2 separate regions of the Homo sapiens genome follow, and region 2 is linked to region 1. A link is a loop called in an ENCODE intact Hi-C map of the cell type or tissue named here. Cell type or tissue: lower leg skin. All regions are shown on one strand. Region 1 has its middle 7.4 kb from the start of FUT8-AS1. Region 2 has its middle 7.3 kb from the start of LINC02324.

Evidence for each region. Peaks named below come from ENCODE experiments on the same cell type or tissue, not always from the same donor. Only the 100,000 strongest peaks of a DNase experiment are listed, where the experiment ranks them.
Region 2: it touches region 1 in a loop (2.6-fold over the local background); 65 of 110 quality-filtered maps call a loop at or near these places.

What each region holds. Positions count from the first base shown.
Region 1 is chr14:65,403,982-65,406,481 of GRCh38, forward strand. It overlaps a transcript of FUT8 not described here. Among named protein-coding and RNA genes, the nearest start is that of FUT8-AS1, 7.4 kb to the right of the region's middle. In lower leg skin, no CTCF peak of the experiment used is centred here; no DNase peak of the experiment used is centred here.
Region 2 is chr14:65,228,381-65,230,880 of GRCh38, forward strand. No RefSeq gene overlaps it. Among named protein-coding and RNA genes, the nearest start is that of LINC02324, 7.3 kb to the left of the region's middle. RefSeq lists a silencer at 583-632. In lower leg skin, no CTCF peak of the experiment used is centred here; DNase peaks (open chromatin) are centred at 1,491, 1,871 and 2,251.

The sequences.
Region 1 (2,500 bases):
CCACCTCCCGGGTTCAAGTGATTCTCCTGCCTCAACCTCTTGAGTAGCTGGGATTACAGGCGCTAGTAGAGACAGGGTTTCACGATGTTGGTCAGGCTGGTCTCGAACTCCTGACCTCAGGTGATCCACCCGCCTTAGCCTCCCAAAGTGCTGGGATTACAGGTGTGAGCCACTGTGCGGGGCCAGATTTGTTTGTTTGTTTTTCTTTGAGACAGAGTCTCACTCTGTTGTCCAGGCTGGAGTGCAGTGGTGTGATCTCGGCTCACTGCAACCTCTGCCTCCTGAGTTCAAATGATTCTCCTGTCTCAGCCTCCTGAGTAGGTGGGATTACAGGCGCCCACCATAGCGCCCAGCTAATTTTTTTGTATTTTTAGTAGAGATGGGGTTTTGCCATCTTGGCCAGGCTGGTCTCGAACTCCTGACCTTGTGATTCACCCACCTCGGCCTCCCAAAGTGCTGGGATTACAGGTGTGAGCCACTGCACCCAGCGTTGTTTCTTTTTTTTTTCTTTTTGAGACAGAGTCTTGCTCTGTCGCCAGGCTGGAGTGCAGTGGCGCAATCTCAGCTCACTGCAACCTCTGCCTCCCGGGTCAAGCAATTCCCCTGCCTCAGCCTCCCAAGTAGCTGGGATTACAGGCATGTGCCACCACACCCAGCTAATTTTTTGTATTTTAGTAGAGACGGGGTTTCACCATGTTGGTCAAGATGGTCTCGATCTCTTGACCTCGTGATCTGCCTGCCTCAGCCTCCCCAAGTGCTGGGATTACAGGCGTGAGCTGCTGCACCCGGCGCCGGCCTTGCTCCTTTTTATACAGCCTTATTGATCCAGCCTAACTCAATATAGTTTATTAAATTGCAATGGTATTGTATCAATAGTATCAGAATTTATTAAACTGCAATGGTATTATTGTATCAATAGTATCAGAATTAGTGGCATATAACAGTAAAACCTAGATAATAGTGGCTTAAATAAAACAGCAGCTTACACAAAATAATTTTGGAAATGAGCAATCCAGGATTGGCGTGGAGGCTTGACAAAGTTGTCAAGGAGCCAGCTCCCTCCCAGTCACTATTATGTTATTCCCAGGGTACAGCTATCCTCCTCATGGTCCAAGATGGCTGAAAGGGCTCCAGTCATCACATCATCATGCCTCAGGTAATAGGATGGAGAGAAGCGATAAGAAGGGTGCATCTCCTTCATTTTCATGATTTTTTTAAAAAATGTAAGCACTGCACAATATTTCTGCTTAGATCTCAATAGGCAGAATTTAGTCATGCAGCCACATCCATTGCAGGGGAGACTAGGAAAAGTAAGATTTTAGTTGAGTTCCAATAGGACTATCCAGAAATGGGGATTTGTGATTATGGAAAAATGAGAAAAGATATAGGAAGGTAAATCTGAAGTGTCTTCTACTGGGAGCTTACATATAGTTAGTATCTTATAAAAATTTGTTGATTCACTTTCATAAACTTGATGGTCATATTCTTAGTGGTATCATCCAGGTCATTAATGAAAAGTAATACATCTAAAAATTTTTCCTCTTCTTATTTTTTTTACTTTATGATAATAGAGCATATTATTGCATTAATTGCATCTACAATAAACCTACCTGGAAATAGCTTAGGCAAGATGGAAACAATATTGGAAGGATACAGGGAAAGCCTAGAAACAGAGGAGCCTAAGCAGAAGAAAAGGCAGAAATTCAACTACTGGTCAGCAAAACCTGGAACTGAGAATTCCAGTATAAGGATACTTCTGTCTTCTCTGCTTCCTCTTTCCACTGACTTTATTCTCTAATGCAGAATGAGTTTCTCCACTTGGCAAATGACTAATGACTTCTCCCAGATTTTATATCTAGGTGAGGCCTGAGATAATCTCTCTTCTCACATCTATAAACATTCTGGAGGAATGGGTTCATTGTCCCATCTTGGGTCAGGTGTCCCCCTCTTGACCAATTAGGTGTGGGCAATGGACAGCGGTCACACAGCTCTCGCTGCCATCATAATAAAAATGTGGGCATGAGAGCAGTAGTTCCTATAGGAAAGGTGGGTGCTGGCCACACACTAATATAGGTATACGTTAAAATTATATGAGATGATAAAATACAGGTCGATGGTCTGAATTAAATGAATGGTAAAGGAGAACAGGATCTATCCTAATGCATAAAAATGGTTTAGCTATGAATAAACATCATTTAATAGGGCTGCAATGTATACAACATTTACTATATGTCAAGAATTGTACTAAGTGCTTTTTGTATGTTGAGTCATTTATTTTATACAACCCCATGAGCTAGGGGACATCATCCCTTCTTATAGATGGAAAAACCAGAGCTCAGAGAGGTTAAGTAACTTGCCCAAGGTCAGATTGTAACTGAGCACTGTTTAATGTGCATAGAGGCCAATGGCCAATACCATGGCACTGGCTTTTGAGAAAATAAAAGCTTTATTGCAAGTCAACCGCAAGGAGACAGGAAGATATGCTCAACTCTGTCTCCCT
Region 2 (2,500 bases), 180 kb before region 1:
ATAGATGAGGAAACTGAGGCACCGAGACTTGCTGAAGGTCACATAACTTGCAAATGATAGAGCAATTTGCTTCTAGAATCCACACTCTCAATTACTCACTGTACTTTTCCAACTATTGACTACCAAATAAGCCGACCCAGGGAGCCTGGTATCATTCATCGAATTGTTTTGAGAAGCCTAACTCAGGGATTGCTGAAAGGCAGAAGAGTGTAGTAAGATCAGTGAAGATTTGAGAACTGAAAGCCTGAGTGCAAAACCACATTCTACCTCCACTTATCAGCTGAATGACCTCAGGCAAATCACTTCTGTGACTCTCAGTTTAAACCTTACTTGTAACACCAAGTGATGGTGGGGTAGTGAAAAATCATGCCTGACTTATGGGGTTTTGGTGAGGTTGAAATGAGGTGAAGCTTTGGAGCATTTGGCAAACTGTGATGGAAGATTCTGGATGCCATGACACCTGGCTTCTGATTCCTTCCTCTGTAGAGCCAGCCCTTTAGCCCATCTTCCAGGACATAGGACTGTCACCTGCTCCTTCCTTAAAAGAGTCAGTGTGATGTAAGTTAGGATGATGTAGGTGTGTAGTGTGCTTGTTAGCATGGTGTAGGTTTGGTATGGTGTAAGTATTGTATAATGGTGGAAGTTTGGAATCTGATAGTAATCCGAATCCCAGCTCTGCTATTTCTACCTTTAAAAAAAACCCCCCACAAAACAGACCAAAAAACGGCCAGGTCATTGCATCTGTGCAAGGGCTCAGTTTTTTCATCTGTAAAATGGGAATAGTAAGACAGGCCTGTGGAAAGGGCTAAGGCATTGCACAGAAAATGCTTAGCACAGCCCAGCACGTGTTCGTGCTCAAAACATGGGAGTTAATTATTACTATTGAGTTTATGTGGGAAAAATAGAGCTATCCAAAGACGGGAAAAATAGAGCTATCCAAAGACAGGAAAAAAGAAGGTTGATTTGACTGATTTCACAGGATATTTATTATGAGAATTATTAGGTTTCTCCATCCACTCGAGAGAAAGTGAGAAAGCCTCAATCTGTCATTGTGTTCCTGTCTACATTCAAATTCCACACATCTTAGTGGGGGTTAAGGATAGGGAGGGTTGGAAGAGAAAATAGTTTTGGAAGCCATTATGGAAAGCAACAATGACACAACACAAAAGAGAGCTATAGCAGTGAACACCCATTGAATTCCTTAAATATAAACAAAAGCTTTATTTCTGAATCTTGCCTCCCTCCACCCCAATCAAACAAGAAGAATGTGGGGAGGCAGCGGAGGGGGGCTGTGAAGAGGGCTGGGTAGGAGTGCAGGGAGACAGCAGGGCTAAAAAGACCTCCCTCTGCAGCCGGGGGTGGAATATGCAAGGGGCTGGGCCGGGGCAGAAATGTGGGCGCGGAGGGAAAGAAGGTCGGAGCCACAGGGGAGGTGAAAGAGAAAGCCGGCTATGGCCTCCTGACTGAGCAGCGCGCCTGATCCGTGGCTCCCTTCCTCCGTGGGCCCGCCCAGCCCTAGGGGTTCACGGGAGAGGACCTGTTGGTCTCCCTGGCTCTGTGAGAACCACTTTACTTTGCTCAGGGGGCTTAAGTGCCTATTTGAAACTCAGCACTTGTTAACTTGTCACGGCATAAAAGAAGGGAGAGAGGCCTGACATTTTCCCAACCCCTGAAAGTGAAAGAAGAAAGGGCTCTTTACTTTCAGGGCCACATCCTGAATGACGGGGTCAGTGTCTGCAACTGATCCGTGTGGGCGCAGACTTCTAATTATTTCCTGGATAACCTGTTATCTATTATCCATCGGGCTGCTTGCCAGAGTATGCTAATGTCTCCATCGTTTCTGGTCTGGATTCTGAGGAGCGGGTTTTTGTTTTTTGTTTTAAAGGGGAAGTAGAGTTGGGGGGCAGGCAGCTGTAAGATTCCCGGTAGCAGGAAGGCTGTCCTCTCCTCTGCCGTTAGACTGCATGATGGGGAGCAATGCCCAGGAACCCACGCTGATGCCCCGCGGAAACCGGCAGTCACTCCTCTTTCTCTTGGCTACTTGACTTACGCTCTTCTGGGAGTCTTAGCTTTATCGGAAACTTCTGGAAAAGCTTCTGAGAGAGAAATGTTTTTCTGGACTGCTCTCATTTGCTTGGAGAACAAGGAAACTCTTCAAATAACGTTTTGTTTGGGGACAGGAGGGAAGGGAGGGAGTCAGAATTCAATAGGCCTGTTCTTCTGTTGAGTGGGGGCAGAACTTGGCTGTCATCCAGGTGAGCTCCGTATCAACCATCAGTTACACCCCTGGCCTCTATTATTTGTACTAAGGCACAATGAAATGTCATTGAGTGGGAGGAGTACACAACTATAGGGCATAATTCTTTTTCTTATTATAAAAATAGCATACTTCTGATTCAAGCAACAGAGTCAGAAAAATAAGTACATTTAAAACATTAAAAAATTTTTAAGGTATTGCATGTTTATTTTAAAAATTGAAACTCATACACTGTATACATGT